Regions from separate parts of the Mus musculus genome. Here region 2 is linked to region 1. Evidence: chromatin loops called from intact Hi-C (ENCODE). Cell type or tissue: gastrocnemius. All regions are shown on one strand. Links, peaks and the distances in the headings refer to the core of each region. The heading gives the core; the rest is flanking DNA. Region 1 overlaps Ccdc85c (coiled-coil domain containing 85C). Region 2 holds the start of Hhipl1 (hedgehog interacting protein-like 1).

What was found. Hi-C counts contacts between places; a loop is a spot of excess contacts. Peaks named below come from ENCODE experiments on the same cell type or tissue, not always from the same donor. Only the 100,000 strongest peaks of a DNase experiment are listed, where the experiment ranks them.
Region 2: it touches region 1 in a loop (12-fold over the local background); 24 of 42 quality-filtered maps call a loop at or near these places.

Annotation. Positions count from the first base shown.
Region 1 is chr12:108,221,162-108,230,977 of GRCm38, forward strand. It overlaps Ccdc85c (coiled-coil domain containing 85C), which reads right to left. Exons shown (of 6, transcript NM_001159910.2): 2 at 548-621. Among named protein-coding and RNA genes, the nearest start is that of Ccnk, 46 kb to the left of the region's middle. In gastrocnemius, for the core only: no CTCF peak of the experiment used is centred there; DNase peaks (open chromatin) are centred at 776 and 4,818; H3K27ac peaks cover 878 bases.
Region 2 is chr12:108,301,997-108,311,812 of GRCm38, forward strand. It overlaps Hhipl1 (hedgehog interacting protein-like 1), which reads left to right and starts at 4,274. Exons shown (of 9, transcript NM_001044380.1): 1 at 4,274-4,687; 2 at 9,692-9,816. The coding sequence starts at 4,415. In gastrocnemius, for the core only: CTCF peaks have their summits at 4,468 and 5,760 (motif pointing right); DNase peaks (open chromatin) are centred at 4,521 and 5,747; H3K4me3 peaks cover 1,461 bases; H3K27ac peaks cover 5,761 bases.

The DNA.
Region 1 (9,816 bases), core at 668-8,667:
CCTCTCGTCACCAGGCCCTCTGCCATCCCCACCAAGAGCAGAGGTGTTTGCTGGTCTCTCCCCCATATCCGGTCACAGTCCACAAGAGGCTCCACTCCCTTTCAGTAGACACCTCCTCTCGACCAGCAGCCATGACCACGTCCCTCCCCTGCTGCCATCCTAATGCTGCTCTCCCTCTGTGGACCCACAACCCCAACTGTCCATGTGAGCAGGGTAGACCTAGTGAGGAACTGGCCAGCAGGGGGCCGGGGTCCCGTGTGGGTCTGCCTCCATTTGCCTGTCACCGCCACTGGCTTTGGGCCCAGGGCCAGCCATACGGAGCTTGCAGACACTGGGCAAGCAGCAGTCAGCGAGGCTGGCAAGCCCTGGCCACCCGGAGCCTGGATTTGAGCGAGGAGTGGGTCTGTGGCCAGGCTATCTGGGAGACAGCTGAAGAGGCAGCTGGGGTAAGGGGGAAGCTATGGGAGCCCCAGAAAAACTGGAGATGGGATGGCCTCTAAAGGAATGGCCATTACCCCTATAGCCAATACCCTGATGACTCACTTACCTGTGGGGGGAGCTTGTCACCGTCCAACAGCTTCACCTTGGTCTCCAATGGCCTGATGTAAGTGGACGAGGGATCTGAAGAACAGAGGGGAAGAAGGTGGTCCGTTAGCCACCAGGAGCTCACCGCATGGACACACCCCACTCTAGCCTAGCACGGCCTCATGTGGTCCCCAAGTCTGGTTTCCAAGAAGATGATGGAGTGTTCCCTGGCCTACATGTTCCTGGGGCGATCCCTTCTGATGCCAAGAGTAGTTGGCACAAAAATCCACAGCCAGAGACAGCCTCCTCAGGGCCCAGAGCCCAGGATCTCCCTCTCTACTGTGTAGTGAGGAAACAGTCAGTGAGAGACCCTAGTGGATGGGTTCAGAGCGTGTCTAGCTTGAAGTGGGCTGGAGAGATGGCTCAGCGGTTAAGAGCACTTGACGGCTCTTCCGAAGGTCCTGAATTCAAATCCCAGCAACCACGTGGTGGCTCACAACCATCTCTCATGAGATCTGACGTCCTCTTCTGGGGTGTTTGAAGACAGCTACAGTGTACTTACATATAATAAATAAATGGTGTTTTTTTGTTTGTTTGTTTTTAAAAAAGAGCCTGTCTGGGTGTGCCTTTGTGACTGACACACAAACAGCAACTGAGGTGGAAAGACCCTCCCTGAATGTGAACAAGGTCATGCAACAGGCGAAGGGCTTAGGGCTTCCAGAGGGGGAAAAAAAAGCCCACCACCCTAGGCTCTGTGCTCCCTCCCCCGCCCCCACCTCCTTTTCCACCCCCAAAGAGGACACGTGTGAGGAGTTCCTCAATCGCCAATCATGGGGCCCAACATCCCAGGAAATAAAGTGCACCCACCCCCACCCCACTGCCCCTGCTTTTTTTTCCTCCCATCAGAAAAGCTGGCAAAAGTCTCGTTGAACGCCAGCCCCATTCTGCTGTCCCTGCCTGCCTACCCCACAGCCCCTGTCCTCCTCCCCAGCAGCAGAGGGGCAGCCCCCTGACCATCCTCAGCCCAGGCTGCAGTGGAAGGCACCTGACTTGGAGGACTCAAGGACCGGAAGACAGGAAGGGAAGCCTCAAGCAGGGATGGGAACTGCAGGGCCTGTCCCAAGCACCCTGTGGGGCTGATGGATTTGGGACACCTCAGTCAGCCAGACACCCAGTGAAGGTGGACTGTTGAAACTCTTGCTAGAGGCTACAAGGTTGAGTGGCCAGCTGAGACTCTGTCCACCGGCTCGGTGAGTCACCACCCAAAAGACGCAGGGTCTCCCAGGTACTTAACACTCTAACCCTCAACCTCAGAACAACACAGGGGCAGCAGACAAGCCGAGCAAAGCCGGGGCTACTGAGTGAGTCCACCTCAGTGTAGGGCTAGGGAATACAATCCATGGGCTTCTACAATTTCCAGGTGGGCAGAAGAGGCTGGGGACCTGCAGTGGACGATAAGGCATCTGTCCCTTCTAGCACAAAGCCAGCATGACCCCAGGGAAGGCTGCCCTTGATGTCCTCGTGCCACATGCAGATATCTTACCCCTCTCCTCCACCCCTATCCACAGGTTCTAATAAGGAGTGGCTATGAAGCCCACCGCTGACCATCAGGAACTTAAGTCCCCAGGAATGCCTAGGCTCACACAGGTGACCCGCCTGTTAAGGGACATACTTTGTTCCCCAGGAAGTACCTGTGGAACCCTCAGGAGCCCCCACCCACTCAGCCTAGATCCACAGGGCCCTGCAGAGCGTCTGGTGCAGCAGAGAACGGGAAAAGTGTGGGAGCAGGGAGCAAGGCCCAACCCACAGGCTGGAGAACAAAACACCAGAACCTCCCTCCTCCTCATTCCCGACATTCACCTCTTAGGAAGGTGGAGCCTTTTACAGGGGAGGAGAGGAGGGCAGCTCCCTGCTAAGGCCTAGCCGGCACAGCCTGAGGAATGACAGACAACAGTACCGGGCACAGGGTGGCTCCAACGGGCAATACTGCCCTACTGCCCGGGCCCCCCCCCCCCCCCCCCGGCCTCACTGCACAGCCCCATACTGAGTTTCCAAGAACTCAAGAGACAGGTCCCTCGCACGCTCCAGGTTAGCACAGGGGTCTCTCCCTGCCTACGAGGCCCTGATGAGGACGCTAGCCATCCACAGAGGCTGTAGCTAGAGATGCCTCGGTTGGTTTAGGTGCGATGACTCTACCACAGGCAGATAGGAAAGGGCTCCACATACACTCGGGGTCTATCAGGTCTCTCTGAGAGTAGAAAGGCAAACATGGAACAAATGGGACGCTCCTGATCCTACATGCTGCCAAGGGGACTCCAGCTGTGCGGGGGACATCCCAGAAAGCACCCATATGAGGGCTGGGGATGAGGTTCAGTTGGTAGGGTGTCCACCTACCGTGCATGAGGTCCTAGGTTCAACCCTCAGCAGTGCACAGACTGTGTGTGGTGGCACATGCCTGACACTTGGAAGTGACAGTTGGGGGGGAGGGGGCTGAGGAGTGCAAGAGCAGCCTTGCAAACGCAGAGAGCTTGAAGCCAGCCTAAACTACAAGAAACCCTTGAGTTTTAAAGAAAGCCTAGCCCCTCCCCTCCTGCAGGCCAGCCTTTGGGACCACGCTGGGCAGAGCGCTGGAGTGGAGCTTGCTCTCAGAGAGGCACGAGCGTTCCCACACACCTCTCTTCTGGATTCCATCCTATGGTAAAATTCCCTGGCATGGCTGCAAACACGCAGTACGCACGCACTCACTCGGTCCCTAGGTGCAGTCTCCATCCAACCCAGGCGGGGACCCAACCAACACCACCAAGTGAAGATGTCAACAGGCCCACTGTCACTGGCCCACCCATCTCCCCCCCCCCCTGTGGACTCCTGCTGAGTGGGCAAGAAGCCTCCAGCCTTAGCATATATTCTTTCAGTCCACGGTGTGGCTCACATGAGGAACGTGTGACTTTTTTTTTTTTTACTTATACCATTTATAGTCAATTTTCAAGTAATTCCAGAGCAAGAAGAGAGACCTTCCTTTTTAATTAGAAGAGTAGGTTCCTTCCCACCTCTTAGCTTCCGCCCGCCCACCCACGGAGGGCACCAGCCATTCAGCTTTAAGTTCTCCATGTGTGACCCTGTCCCCACCCCGTTTCCCAAAGCAGACTCTCTTAGTGCCAGACAGGCAGCTGGGTCTCTGGGCTCCCCTTGGGTCAGGAGCAGAAAGGACGATGGACGGTAAGGGAGGCTGCCTGGGTTGGGGCTGCAAGGCTGGACACCAGCTCCCCGAGGAGGCTCACGCTCCCCACTGGCCCTGAAACTCACTCATGAGCTCATCAGGTGCCTCCCCGGCTGCAGCAGTGGGGTGGGTAATTAAATTAATCCCAGCCCCCCCCCACACACACACACAGTAACCAGGGCTGGGCCACGAGAGAGAGAAACACCACTTCCCAGCTAAGCTGCCTGCAGGCAAAAATGAAGGCAGTGCTGACAAGAGGGGCCTGTGAAGAGCTGGCTAAGGTGTCCCCTGGGATCCACCCAGTCTGCTTGGTACCCATCAGTTCTGGGAGGGTCATGGTCCAGTTTCTTTTTTGTTTTTGGTTTTGGTTTTTTGTTTTGTTTTGTTTATTTTGTTTTTGAGACAGGGTTTCTCTGTGTAGCCCTGGCTGTCCTGGAACTCACTCTGTAGACCAGGCTGGCCTCGAACTCAGAAATTCACCTGCCTCTGCCTCCAGTTTCTAAACAGCATGCTTCCTAGCAGCAGACTCCAGCCCCCATTTCTCCGTCCTTGGGCATCCTCTGCTTCCTAGGGAACCCGTGGGTAGACTTCCCGATGGACACCGTTCCTACTCTGTCTCAAGTGCCCCGAGCTTGTCCTGCTGATGACCTTCAGCCCACAGGCTGCTCAGAGCCTGTGAGGAGGGTCTAGGTCATGTGACCCATACAGTCTGGGTTCCCTTCCTGGCAAGATGTTACCACTGCAGCCTCTTCTCCAGCCTCCTGCCCTGGCTCTGGGGCCATGAGCTCCCAGTCAGCAGCAGCAGCAGCTACAGTGAGCTCTCAAAGAATCAAGTCTTGGGGTGGGGGGTTGGGGGGAGGCTATTTAGGGAGTGACCACAGGAAGCATGGAGACAGAAGTAGAGAAGCAAGAGTCAGAGGACGCCAGTTAAAGGGCAGCAAAGTCAACCCATGTCCCAATGGGCTCTTAGGGGCCGGGGAGGCATGACACCACATCTCCACACAGAAAGCCTCAGGACAGCCGGGTGAAGTGGGCAGGGAGCTCAGAAGCTGTGAGGGCCTAAGGAGATGGGCAGGGTGCCAACAGGGCCTGCTAAGGCTGAGGAGAAAGTGGGAAGCGGTGCCTCCTCTCTGGGTCCCCCTCCTGTGCTGCCTCTGTAGCCACCCTTCCTTCTGAGCAAGACATCTGACATCTCCTTTCCCTGTCACTGCCTGCAAGGACTGGAGACAAGCAGACCTCTTCGCAGGTCAGATCGTTAGCAGGTGACCTGGGCACGTGCTACCCTGGGACTATTATGCCCAGAAGCTACAGGGGATTGCACGAGTTGGCTCATGGGGCCACTAAGCCACCGGTGCAGTTGATGTAACTGCCTTCTCCTTCCTCTACCCTGGGAGGGGTCCGTCTTGTCAGTGGTGGCCTGGGACTGACGGATGCACAGGTCGGAAAGGTAACTTTCAGAAAGGACCTACGTCACTCACAGGCCCCTTCCCGCTCTGGCCCGGCAGGAGGATGGCCAGTCTGAGGGCACATCTTTCCCGTGGGGAAAGTTCGTGCATCCTTGCTTTCTTCCTCCTAGCCCTGGACTTGCCTGCACAGGGGAGGACGCGATTCCCCACATGCACTCGGCATGGGAAGCCTGCAGAAGAAAGGCCTGATGTGTCTTGCTCTGGGACAAACTCCAGCCCACAGCCAGAGTGGGCCATGGAAAGTGAAGAGGACAGGCCTGAGAGTGGACTCCCTACTCTGTTAGCACAGAGCGACCACGACTTCGGCTGTGCTTCCAGCTCGCTCCCGGCACTGCAAGCCCGCTCTTCCCATAGATCCCTAGACCTGACACTGCATAGGGAGGCACTGTCCCCTTCACAGAGTCCATCAACAAAGCCCAGGGACACCCAGAGTCATGCAGGCAGGACAGAACCAATGAGAACAAGCCCTGAACTCTCCTCTCAGGGGTTCTTGGGACCCCAGCTCCAGGGGTCCAAGCACCAGGGTCACCATCAGACAGGACCTTTCATGTAAGCATCAATATGACCACATATGCTCATGGAGTGCCAGCCATGGGCCTCCCAGACACCGGTCCCCGTTTCTCCCTGTTACTGGACACTCTCGGCTTACAGATAAAGGAACTGGGGGCTCGGGGAGGTAGGAAGGCGGCCATAGGTCCTGGGAGCAGGTGATAGCTAGGTCTTACTGCAGACGCTGGGGCACAGACGCTGTGGCCTCCTCTTCCCAGGCAGCCTTCCTCACCTTAGTTGGACTCCATATGGCAGCTGAGGCCACCCTGACCACACTTCCTGCTCCAGAGCAGATGGTCCAGGGCTGTCATTCCTGGTAGCTGCTGCCCGTGTGCCCGGTCCGAGAGGTCTGGGAAGCAACATGCCCCTAAGTACCCTGCTCCTCTGCTGCCAGGGCCCTTGCACGTCCCCCTCGAAAGCCCCGGCTGGGGTGCTCTGTTCACACAAGTCTCCTGGGAAGGACCACCAAGTTTCACAACAACTCGGGCTGGCTAGCAGAGGGGATGAGCTCCCCGTTGCTAGGGGAGAGGAAGGAGTTGTTGACTGGCCTCTGCTGGGTGGAAGTCTCTGGAGCACGGGAGATTCCTAGCAAGTCTGTGGCAAGGGTACGGCCATCAAGACTGCATAGCAGAGGAAGGCACCTTCCTTCCTCAATGCCAGATGGGTTCGTTCTGACCTCTCTGCTCCTCAGTGACCTGCCAGGTAGGTGGCAAGATTCTGCGTTCCAGGGCAAGCTGTCTGCAGGCGAGTGCAGAGCCAGACACCCCTGGGACCAGGAGAGCAGTGCGTCCCCTTCTGGGAGGGGCTCCAGCTTGATGGATGGGTGACGAGAACAACTGTGTCTACTGAAGAGGTACAGCGTCAGGAGAGGAGGCTGGTGTGTACTGACACCGCACAGAGCGAATGCAGGCGTGTGGCGCCTGACAGATACGGGAGCGCCTGCGCCAGTGCCCATACACGGAAGCTGTGTGGGTCCCCATTGCATTCTAGCTGCCGTTGTAGCCCTGAGGAGCTCAGGTACTGTTTACAGATAAAGCATGAAGAAGCACCGTCAAGACAGGTTAGGGGAGCCGTACACTCTCCCCAAGAGTCACAGTCTACCACGGGTGTGCAGGATGGTACAGGGCACCATAACTGCTGCAGAGTTCTAGTAGCCAGGTGGGCACTGAAAGGGAATAGTGTTTCCACTCACAACCACGAGTCTCAGTGAACACCTGCTGTGGCCACCCACTGGGGCGTGATGGGGGGGGGGTTCTGAAGCCACCACTCTTTCCTCTCCTCTCCTCCTGTCTGGCAGCAGGATGATCTTCACGGTGCACTCTTCCAGGTTACATTAACCTTCTTCTCTCCAGGATCTCCACGTCAAGATTACCAGGCGAGCCCAAAGCCCTAGGCCTGGTTGGACTCGGAGTGAGGAAAGCTCGAGAGCAGTGGTTCTCAACCTTCCTCCACATTCCCTTAACACAGGAGTCGGACCACTCCTCCCCAATCATAAAATTAGTTTGTGGCTACTTCATAACTGTAATTTTGCTACTGTTGTGAATCATAATGTTAATATCTGTGCTTTCTGGTGGTCTTAGGTGACCCCTGTGGAAGGGTCATTCGACTCTCTACAAATGTGTTTCTCTACAATATGCACGATTGATAGACAGACAGACAGACAGACAGACAGACAAGTCAGCAAGATGGTCCATGGGTAAAGGTGCTTCCTGAGTCTAATCCTGAAATCCACATAGTGAAAGGAGAAACCTTACTTTCACAAGTTGTCCTGGGACTCCGCACGTGAACCAAGGCATACTGTACCCATATATATACACCGAGTAGTCTTGATCTCTAGCTCTGACTCTCTCTAACACACACACTCTTAGATAGATAGATAGATAGATAGATAGATAGATAGATAGATAGATAGATGGATGGATAGATAGAATGATAGATAGACAGACAGACGGACAGATGGACAGTTGTTACTGTGTAACTGTCTCAAACCAGGGGACAAGGGGCGAAGAATGTCCTTTCTTGTGTCTTCCACTGCTACACCTGGTCATAAAAGTAGGCCAAGAGCAGCTGAACACTCACAACACCCTCCTCATTGCCTGCCCCCAGTGTCACCAATAACAATGACCCTGTGCAGCTGTCAGCCAGTCAGGACAGAGCTCGGGGCTCTCAGCACCCAGCTACATGGCACACCTTGACGCCTACCCACAGGGAACTTTTAAGATCTGATCTCTTTCTGGGGATAACTGAGTGGGGTGGGGGTACTGGGCATCAATATATGTTTTTAAAGACTCTCTGGGCAGTGCTAATGTACCACTAAGGGCTGGGACCAGTGGGAGGCCCCGCCTCCCCAGCCTCCTGGCCCTCACTGACAGATAACCAGTCCAGCTGAACTCTAAGTCAAATCCAGCCCAGTCCCCAGCCCTGTGCCGGGTCTGAGCACAGAAACAACAAGTGCTGAGATGGGGGTACGGCCACCAAGCCTCAGGTGACATGGAGAGTAGACCAAGAAAGCAACTGCTAGATGGCACTCGGGTCCCCAGAGCCAGGAAGTGTGGAAGGACGGAGGGCAAGGACACACCAGGGACATTCCAGCTATGCGCAGGGCAGCAGGGTGACCAGCATGTGGAAAGCGGTGGGGGAACAGCAGGGGTGGAGATCCGATGCCCCACAGCGAGATAAAGAGGGGTCCCCCAGGCAGACCCTGTTGGACGGGGCTTCACTGAGGCAGCAAGAACAGGAACAGGGCCAGTTGGGCAGTAAAACTTAAGAGCTCTACCTGGCCAGCACTGCAGGAAAAGGAAGCAAGGGAGAAAGGCTGGACCCACAAGAAGCTGGCCCCCCTCAGGGGTGGTTGCATGGTGCTCCGTGCTGGGGGTGGGGGGCATTCCACTGACTGTGGTGCCCAGCCCACCTCACAACACACACAGAAAGCGGTTCCAGAAAGATAAGTTAGTTGTGCGTGAAAACCCACTGTAACACACGGCTGTTCTAACGCCCCTACGATCTGTGTGACCCGGGCCATGTCATGCCACAGGAAAGAAGCTGGTTGTTTGTTTTTGTTTTTGTTTTAAAGATGGAGTCTCATGTGGCCCAGGCTGCCCTTGCCCTCCTGAGCTTCCTGTGTTGGGACTACAGGCATCTGCTAACAGCCAGCCTGTGTCACACCATTTGTGTGACCTGTCCCGGAGAGGCAACCCTTGGAGCTGAAAGGTCCGTGGCTTGCTTTGGAGCAGAGAGGGGTGGGGAGCGGGTCCTGGTGGGGGCAGGGTTTCCTTCTGTGAGGTTGACGGGCTGCGCCAGTGTGCTCAGCACTCGGGAGCTGAGGCGGCGGAGCAGGAGCTGGGGGCCAGCCTGGGCTATATAAGACACCACCTTAAAAATAATCAACAAGGGCTGGTGTGACAGCTCAGCGGGGTGAGGGTGCTCGCTGCCAAGCCTGGCAACCTGAATCACACCCCCAGGACCCATATGATGTAAGAGAGCCAACTGCAAGTTACTCTGACCAAGATACATAAGCTATGGTGCATGTATGCGCACATGCGCACACACACACACACACACACTATACATATATATGTATGTATATATGAATGTAATATTTAAAATAATAGAAGACACTAAATTACATGTTTTTCTATATGTAGAAGTGCTGTGTGCATATGTATGTATAAATACCTATAGACACACACATACATTTTTAGTATAGAATCCCATTCTGATATTGTTTTCCATCTTTATATCATTTTATTACATTTAACCTTCAGAGAGAGAAGCATTTCTTAACTAAGAAAACAACAACAAAAAAGCCAGACTGGGGCTGGTGAGATGGCTCAGTGGGTAAGAGCACCCGACTGCTCTTCCGAAGGTCCAGAGTTCAAATCCCAGCAACCACATGGTGGCTCACAACCATCTGTAACAAGATCTGACGCCCTCTTCTGGAGTGTCTGAGGACAGCTACAGTGTACTTACATATAATAAATAAATAAATCTTAAAAAAAAAAAAAAAAAAAAAAAAAAAAAGCCAGACTGTATGAACTGCATAAGAATCAGAAACAGGTA
Region 2 (9,816 bases), core at 1,223-9,222, 81 kb after region 1:
ACCTCCTATAGCTCCACTCTAGTAGATTTGATCCCCACTTCTGTGCTCTAAGGGCACCCATGTGCAGACACACAAACATTCTTTTTTTTGTTGTTGTTGTTTTTTGTTTTTTCGAGACAGGGTTTCTCTGTATAGCCCTGGCTGTCCTGGAACTCACTCTGTAGACCAGGCTGGCCTCGAACTCAGAAATCCTCCCGCCTCTGCCTCCCGAGTGCTGGGATCAAAGGCGTGCGCCACCACGCCCGGCTAAAATTACATTTTTTTTTCAAGACAGGGTTTCTCTGTGTAGCCTTGGCTGTCCTGGAACTCACTCTGTAGACCAGGCTGGCCTCGAGCTCAGAAATCCGCCTGCCTCAGCCTCCCGAGTGCTGGGATTAAAGGCGTGCGCCACCACTGCCCGGCCCAGACTTGCAGCTTTGGATCTGCAGGACCAGCCCTTTCACGGTGCCAGCAGTTGACTCCTAGGTGGAGTCAATGTTCGGGTGGGTCAACTCAGAGCCCTGGATCTGGGCCTGGGTGGAAGCTGAGTTGGTCAGTCGGCCAGCATTCCCACTCTCAGGCCCTCAGGGCCGGCTCTTCCTTGCTCCCACTATCAGGCGTTTTTAAGGTTTGTAAATAAAATTGTTTTTAGTCGGGGGAGGTTCTAGTCTTCCAACATGTGAGGCTCAGGGGCTGAACTCAGGCAGTGCGTGCCTTTACCCACTGAGCCATCTCACTGTAGCCGCCGTCCTTCTCTTACTCTTAAAAGCTAGTTTGCCGGGCAGTGGTGGCACACGCCTTTAATCCCAGCATTTGGGAGGCAGAGGCTGGTGGATTTCTGAGTTTGAGGCCAGCCTGGTCTAAAGAGTTCCAGGACAGCCAGGGCTACACAGAGAAACCCTGTCTTGAAAAAACAAACAAACAAAAAAAGGTAGTTTGCTGGATAGAGGCTAGAGGCTTCAAGGTGGTGGGTTTCTCTCTTTGATCTCTTTGTGTATCTCCCGTTCTTTCTGCATATCCTTTCTGCTAAGGATGCTTCTTCCAGTTGTGCTACAGTTCAGCCCCTATCCCGCCCGGCCCCACCCCGCCCACCACCTTGGTTTCCTTCAAGAGTTCTCTTTGTTCCGGGTTCTCTGCAGTTTGGATGTGCTATGATGGTGTAGATCCTTTGTAACTCACAGGATTATTCCATGCCTGCGTCTGTCGTTTGGTATCTGTTATACATTTTTCACTTCAAATAGTCCTTTGTCCTTCTTTTTCTCTTCCCAGTTCCCAATTTCCCACAGGCAAGGGTTTCTGAGATGTCCTCAGCTGTCTCCCAGCTTGTTTGTCCCTTCCTTTCATTCCCTGCTTGTGGGTCATCCTTGAAGCTCACAGATGATGCTGCCTCTGCAGCGTCTCATTTTCTGAGGTGGTCATCATCTGAGGACTGGAGAGATGGCTCAGAGGTCAAGAGTACTGACTGTTCCTTCAAAGGACCAGGGTTTGCTTCCCAGCATCCACATGGTGGATCGCAACTGTCTGTGACTCCAGTCCCATGGGCTCTGATGACCTCTTCTGGCTTCCCAAGCACCAGGCATACATGGTACAGAGGCAGATATGCAGATAAGGCACTCACACACATAAACATAAAATGAGTTCACTAGGCACATTTTTTTCTGTTACAATGTTTTTTCTTTCCACTGTATCTTTAACTTTTTATTTATTTATTTATTTATTTGTGTACCATAGTGTGTGTGTGTGTGTGTGTGTGTGTGTGTGTGTGTGTGTGTGTGTGTGTGTGTGCTCAGAGGACATCTTGTGGGAGCCAGTTCTCCCTTTCATCCGGTCTAGGAAACTGGATCCAAATTGTCACTGGGAAGAGTCTTCCCCTAATGAGCTCTCTCACCAGCCTCCTATTGTATCTTTTGATCTTATTTTGTTTCTGTTTGTTTCTCTGGCCTGGAATTCACCAAGTTGCCTAGGCTAGCTGGGTAGAGAGCCCCAGGGGTCTGCCCATTTCCAGTTGTAATTATAGCAGTGTGCTATCATGCCTGGGTTTCCCCCCCTTTGAGTTCTGGAATTGGACTCAGCATCTTCCTCACAAAGGAAGTGCTTACTCACTACACTGAAGTTACAGCCCTTTTAATTTGCCTCCGCAAAGATTTTTTCCCCCGGGGATGCTGGCCAGAGTCTCCTGATTCTTGGCCTTCGACTCCTCAATTGGACAGCTTTGCCTTCTATGTTTACACCAGCCTGTCTCTTCCCCCACGGCTCCCTGTTTACAGTGGAGCTTCAACATCTGGATCATCACTTTCCTGAATTCCCTGCCCCATGAACTAGCATATGAAAGCTTGGCCTCCTCCGTCAGACTTCTTAAGCCTTGGTTTGTTTGCTTGGTTGGTTGGTTGGTTTTGGAAAGCGGATGTCATGTCCTGGACAACACAAACTGAGGGATATTGCGCTTTAGTGTAAGGACATAATATGAATCTAGAGGTCGGGCATGTAATGAGGAGCTAGACACCAGAAGGACCCGCCAGTGCCCACATAGTTGCTCCTTGATGCCCAAGGTCCCCAAGTGCACTTCCCCAGACAGAGGGTGTCCTGCAGTGTACACAGGGATCATCTGCTGCTTCCATGGAGACTTCTGATGGGGGTAGTAAGGAGCTGGAGAGGGGACGCCTGTGCCCTATGCCCCTCACACTGTGTCTGAGTTCATTGCCTTCTTTATTGAATCACCAGTAAGGTGAATGGCTGTCTTTCCTCCCCCATGGTGAATCTCAAAGCCCTTTCTCCTGGAGAGTAAACCTGCTTTAGGGTCCTGACAGCCCCGCTTCCCTCTGCCCACCAGAACCATCAGGGGGCTTTGTTGGCCCTTCTCTGAGACCCTGGCAGGGTTCCTGGAGGTAAACTTGCAAGAGCTTAACCCCAAGACTGTGACACCCCTGGTTTCTCACTCTTATGCACATCTAGCCTCCAAGAATTTTCCCAAATGGTCTGCTACCGGTACCTTAATCTGGCTACCAGTCTGGGACAAGGACACAGTGACCAGGGGCTCTACTGTTGCCTGGCACTTTGTGTAGTCACTCAACTCCCGAGCTAAGGCTTTTCAGACTCCCATTCAGCTATGATCGGTTAAGCCTATAATAAACACTGCCTGGAATGGGGAGGAGGATGGAGTGGGATGTTCTTCCCCTGCTGTCTGTCCCCAACTATCTGACAGTGCCATCTCCCTGTCTCCCCCTCTCCCCCCTCGAGGGTCCAGCTGCAGCGGTTGGCCATAGCTTTTCTAACCACCTCCAACCATTCAGGGACTTTGTGGACCAACTGCTGCAACTACAAAACTCCGTGCTGTCTCATCGTCCCATGTGGATTCTCATCCTTGACGTCAGTTACACGTGCTTGCCCTTAAAGACTTAGAGATGAGATGTTTGCTCTTATATGGGGACTTTGACTCATAGCTGGCCCCCACCCCTACCCCATTTCAGGCTCCAACCACAGCCCTGTGGAATCTAAGCAACCCCAACCGCACTCAGCAACTGTGGCAGACTGACTGATACAGGGCTGTTCAAAGAGACAGCAGCAAGTGGGTATCATGTGAAGGCCACGTGGGAGTGTGCGTGACAGAACTGATGGAAAGAGTATTCCAGGAAGAAGCCGGTTCTGGGGTCTTCATAGACAAGTGCTAGGGGCTTTGACATGGTGGAATTCTGAGCCCATGGGATAGTGTCTATGTTCACTCTTGGGGTAAAGTTGAGACAAGAGATGCAGGAGGAGAGATGACGGACGAACAACCATCTAGGAGACACACCCATTAGGGCTTCCCACAGAACCCCACGGGTTCTGGGCTACGGGTAGAGAGTTCCACGGCCAGGGGAGGACAGAAGCCCTGGCAGGGCCAAAGATGGACTGACTGTGCGGTTGCGCCTGTTCCCTCCCACCCCCAGGCTCATGCTTCACTTCTTGTGAGGTCCCAGGCAACACCACCTGTCTTTTATGCCACACCTCCACATTTAAACACTGCTAAAGATCCTGTCTGGCTCAGTGGGAGGTGGGACCTAGGAGTCCCTGACTTGGGCTTTGGGGTTTCGTCTACTTGGCGGCTAGCGAGCACCTGAGAGAAGTGGAACTGTGAAACTGGGCAACCGGGGCTTCCCAGACGCCAGGTTTGGAAAGGCTGGGGCCAGAAGGAGGGGGCTGCCCGCAGAGGGGAGCTGCAGAGTGCCGTGATCCTCCAATCCTGCAGAGTGCTCCCAAGCAGAGGTGACCTCCAGCGAGGGGAGTCCCTGGACCCTAGGCCTGTAGGGCGAATCCACCGGTTTCCCGGTGATCTCCCGGGAGGGTGCAAGCAAGGCTGGAGGCGGGCGCTCAGGGCGCGGCCAGTGGCTCCTGGGGGGCGCATCGGCGGGGCTGGCTGGCCGGCCTTTGGCTGCTATTTCTGCAGACTGCCAGGAGAATGGCGGGACGGAGGGCTGTGGCCCGGATCGGGCCCGGGGCGCTGCTGGTTCTGCGCGCTCTGCTGGCCGCCGCGCACCCGCAGTGCTTGGACTTCAGGCCGCCCTTCCGGCCGCCGCAGCCGCTGAGCTTCTGCGCGCAGTACTCCGCCTTCGGCTGCTGCACCGCGGAGCAGGACGCGGCGCTGGCCCGGCGCTTCCGGGTCCTGGAGACCCGCATGGATGCCGGGGTGTGGGCGACGTGTGCCGGCTACGCTCTGGACCTGCTGTGCCAGGTGAGCGGGTGCACGGAGGCACGTGGAACACTAGTCGCTGGCGGCGGGGGCGGGGGCGGAGCAGGAATGGCATCCCCAGAAGGGCGATACTCAGGAGTGGGTCCCAGACTTGGAGGGGAATGACGACCCTACAGGCATGAGACTTAGGAATGGATCCTGAACTTTGGAGGTGATGGCAACCACAGGGGCAAGGGTCGGGAGCGGGTACCAGACTTTGGAGCTTGGGGGGTCCAAGAGGGAGTGACTTGGTATCAGGCGGGAAGACCTGGCTAGCTAGCTCTTGTCATTCATTTGCTTTGCAAAGATGTTGGGCTTTTTTTTTTTTTTTCCCTCGAGACAGGGTTTCTCTGTGTAGCCCTGGCTGTCCTGGAACTCACTCTGTAGACCAGGCTGGCCTTGAACTCAGAAATCCGCCTGCCTCTGTCTCCCAAGTGCTGGGAGACAGAGGCAACACCACTGCCCTGCTGATGTTGGGCCTTTTAGGAGCCTCAGTTCCTCTTAGAGACTCAAGACTCCTATTCTCTGGGACACCCTGGAAGCTCCCGCCCCCTCCCCCCTCCTCCAGTGCCCCACTGCAGAGAGTCCTATCTCTGTCAGGTACCAGGATGAAGTCTTTGCTAAGTCTAGGAAGGCAGGATGGGAAGATATGTAGCCAAATCTGAGGCATGACTTTGTCAGCAGTCTGGGGACTGCTTATTCCGATGAGGACTCTTCCACAGGCAGACTGAAAGGAGTAGTCTGAGAGCCCATTCCTCAGGGCCAGGATGCTTAAAGCACCCACCTTTCTTTTCAGCTACTGGTCTCCTCACCTGGTAGAGTCTCTCCCCAGATGAGTTACTCTCATCTCTCCTCTGATAGTGAAGCCCTTACTTCGATCCACGCTGAACTATCGCTTCCCTTATGTCGATGCGGAGTATCCTGCCTGACTGATCTGATTGCAGGAATGCCAGCCAGCCAGCCAGCCAGGGAAACCCCAAGGCGGGCCCAACCTAGGTCTGTAAGGTGAAGGATTCACGAATAGAAACCGCCCTCCAACCCCTGCCAGACAGTACGAAGTTCAGATCCCAGCCAGCAGGGGGCAACCTGCAGGGGAAGACTAAAGGGCGGACTTGGGTTTGATATAGTACATCTTCTCGTGACTGAGAGCTTGCGAGGTTCACGGCTGTCTTTCAATGACATTATCTTTAAAACAGGATCAGATGTCTATCCCTCACCCCATACCACAGAGATTAAACGGCATAGGCAGAGCAGTCCATTTGGGGTTTGTAGGTAAATTCCTCTAGTGCTTCCTTGCTGGCCTAGAGAGAGAGCGGGGATCAGGAGCTGCTTCAGGAAAGTGGTGACATGGCCCAGTGGCAGGTCAAAAGACCTGGACCACACTCAACGCCCTTGTGAAAAAAAGATCATGGAGATAAGGAGATGGTGGAGGGGAGACCACAGCACTCTAGGGTGTCCTGTTCATCTTGCCATGGGTTCTACTAAGCCAACACTTGGTGCATCCCAAGAGAGCCAGAGGGTGTGGTGAACCCACTCACCTCTCTCCCCATCCTGGAAGTCCACCCAGATGTGCCCACTGCTATCCCTGCCTCACCCAGAGCAATAGAAGAATTCCTGCAACGGGGCAGTGCTTACTTTTAGGGTACTCCCCATTTGTTGGGCCCAGCATAGCAAAGGAGATGGACAGGACCAGGGAGGAGGAAGGAGCCAATCCTGGGGCTGTTTGCTGGCAGAAGGCTCCTCTTTTTCCTTGGGAAACTGCCCAAAATGGCCTGGCCTGAGAAAGTCTGTGGTAGAGTGTCTGCTCATACCTCCAGTGAGGCGTCTCTGGGGGTGACCTCATGTCTGGACTGAGTTTGCATCAGGCGGTCTGCCTGCCAAGGCTGTAGTGTGGTCTCCCTGAAGCGGGTGTCCTGGGAGAGTGTGGGAGCGCCATCATCACTGCCACCAATCGCAAGGAGCCTTACCTACGGGTTTCTGTCAGTGATCGTTCACGACGCACAGCTGTCTCGTGGAGACGGGAGGTTCTTTCGTGAGGCTTTGCCCTCCTCTGGGAAAATGTGTCAGGCAATGGTGTCTGTCACATGGCAAGCTCAGTATGACTGGTGTGTGGCTCACACGTGGCGAACTTCTCTTCGGCTGGATGCATGAGGTCATGAGCGGGAGTCCATCTGAGTAGTAACCCGTGAAGGGGTTCAGCAGGCTCGTGCAGGCAGCAGACATGTCCCCAGGGCCGGAGAGGGGTTGGTTCTGTGCTGCTGGGCCCAGAGGCAGTTGCAAGTCACAGACGTAGCCTCAAAAGCCTCATCATTCATTTCAGGAGACAGACAGACAGACAGACAGACATGCAACCAAGAAACTATCCCTAGGTACCATGGCAAGTAGCAAAAAGCCCTCAAAAATCCGGGACAGCCCAGAAGAGTGACCATTGGGCCACCCACCCCTTCAGGGTTCATTTCATTTGAACACTTTGGCGTCTCAGTTGTTCATTGCTCTCAACAACTCTATGAGGCTGGAGTCCTCTTCCTCTTTATAGATGGGGACAGAGGCACAGAGAGGTAAGGAGTTTGCCAAACATCACACATGGAACATAAACTCTGGCTCCAAAGCCCTTCATGTGGCCACATTAAAACACTGCCTCCTGCCCTGAAGCCAAACTGTGTGTTAGACCCTGTGTCGCCTGCCCTCGAGGGCCTCATAGTCTGTGGGGTAGAAGCCAGCAAAGAGATAATTGAGTCCCCGGTTGGTCAGGCAATGAAGACAGCCCACCTCTGGTGAAGCAGGGGTAATGGAAGAAGAGGAGCCTTCACTTCCCGAAGTAACAAATTACCAGGAGAAGAATCTGTGTGTGAGTCAGAGATAGTGTCATGAGCACCCTAGGGCAGGAGCCTGCCCCGGGGAAAGGAAGGGGGAGGAGGCTTGTGGGGTGGGCCTTGCATCATGACTAGGACTTTGCCAGATGTGGAAGTGAGGGAGGAAGGAACATCCCACAGAAGGAACATTGTGTACAAGACTCAAGTCTTCCCTGCGGGGGGTGGGTGGGTGGGAGGGTGGTGGTAGTGGTGGTGTGGGATGGTGGAGGGGGGCAAGGGAGGAGGGGCTGCGAGGGGGGAGGAAGGGGAGGGGAGGAGGGGCTGAGGGGGGAGGAGAGGGAGGAAGGAAAGGCTAAGAAGCCATCAGGACTTGCATCCATGAGTCATGAGTGTCAGTAAGTGGTCTGTGGCAACCTTGGGGCCATTAGGTGGCAGGCACCTTACCCCTGTGGGTGCTTCACTGTGCCTGGACATGAGGTCCAGTGACAGAGTACCCTCTCTGCCAGAGCAGCTACTGTCCCCTGTTGTCATTTACTAATTCTGGGTAGCTTCAGTCTGAGCCTCACATTCACACTGTGTGTAAGCATGACCAAGAGAGACCACATGTAAAAGACCACTGGATACTATGCGGGTATGTGCCAAGGTCCTCACCAGGTTCCCAGAGACCCTGTGTCCCTCCATGTGACCATTGGCATCACAGAGAAACTGCCCTGCAGAGGGGAATAGAAGCTTGTGGGTCCTCTCCGGTCTCCTGCTGGCCACTGCTGGCCCACAGTAGCATCCAAAGGATCACAGGAGAGCTGGCCTTGTGCGGTCTGAGGTTTGGCCATCTGGCCTGAGACACACAGGGTGCAGAGTGTCATATACAATATGACACTTCAGTCAGGGATGGGGACTGACCAGAGATGCCAGGAACGTCCAGAGCTTGTCAGGTGAGACTCAGCACACAGCAACAGGGGCCAGGGCCAGGTCATGGGATGACTGAAGCTTTAACTGTAGGGAGCCTGGCCTGGAGATTAGCTGCCCTTTTCCTGTCCTTTTTGGAGCCAGAGTTCTCCTGCTACAGCCCAGCCTGGTCTTCTGGTGAAAGCAGTCGGTGCGTGGCTACCACTGTCCTCTCTGTCTAGGAATTGCATCGCTAAGGTCTCAGGGGATCTAGAGCTGAGTCATCTCTGGGGGTGGCAGGAGTAGCAATAAGGACCTGTCACACCAGAGAGAAGCAACCACAGCATGAAGCACTCCATCGAAGGTCCTCAGAGAGCACGGGGTTCTGGAGAGTTTTGTGGCAGCCAGGACACAGGAATGGCCTGTAAGGGGGTCATGTGACTGACTCCAACATGGTAGGACTGACTAGGGCAGGGTGGAAGATGGATTCATTATCTATGCGCACACTCCTGTGTGTGATCACAGGCTTGCTCCCGGAGGCAGTGACTTTCCTGCCTGCATGGCAGAAAATGATGAATTCTACCTACTCCAGGCAGAGCCAGGGAAAGGACTCTGGAAGGCTTTCTGGTCTGGCAGTGTCCAAGGAGATTCAATAATCTCACAGAATTCTGTGCTTGTAGTGGCAGTGAGGTGAGAGGCAGGGTCCTGCTGGGAGGGACTGAGTCTGAGGGCAGATTAGAAGGTGGGAGTATCCTGGGGGTCATAGCCTCATTCCCGCCCCCCACCCCCAGGTACTACACACATATTGGCTGTCTAGTTAAGGATATAGTGGGGTAGACCTGAGACCAAGTCTAGATGCCTCTACTAAATGCCTCTACTAACCTGGGCATATCACTGAATAACACTGGGAGCTCTGAGCCTTAGTTTGCCCCCCTGTGAATTACTCATAAACAGCAAATGGATGATAGAAGGCAGGCAAGGTAAACTGTGCCCTGCCTGGGTTTATGTGAGGGTCTGGGATACTGCAGTAAAAAAGACCAAAGCTTCTTGCCTTGATAGAATGCATATCCTGATGAGGACTGGCCATAAGCAAGTGCAATGATCCGTTTTGGTATAGTGAAGGTTCATGGTCAGTTTCTTGGGCTTTGTTTTTCTAGGTAGTCAGAGACCAGGAAGTAATGGCAGGGAGACCTGGAGGGGAAGGTCAGATCTTAGGAGGTGACCTTTGAATGGGGACACAAAAGCAAGAAGTGAATTGCACAGGTGTAGGCTCTCCTCCTGGTGTCTCTGAGCCCTCCTGTCTCTACAGGAATGTTCACCCTATGCGGCCCATCTCTATGACGCTGAGGATCCAGCCACCCCACTTCGGACAGTGCCTGGCCTGTGTGAAGATTATTGCCTGGACATGTGGCAGACCTGCCGAGGCCTCTTTCG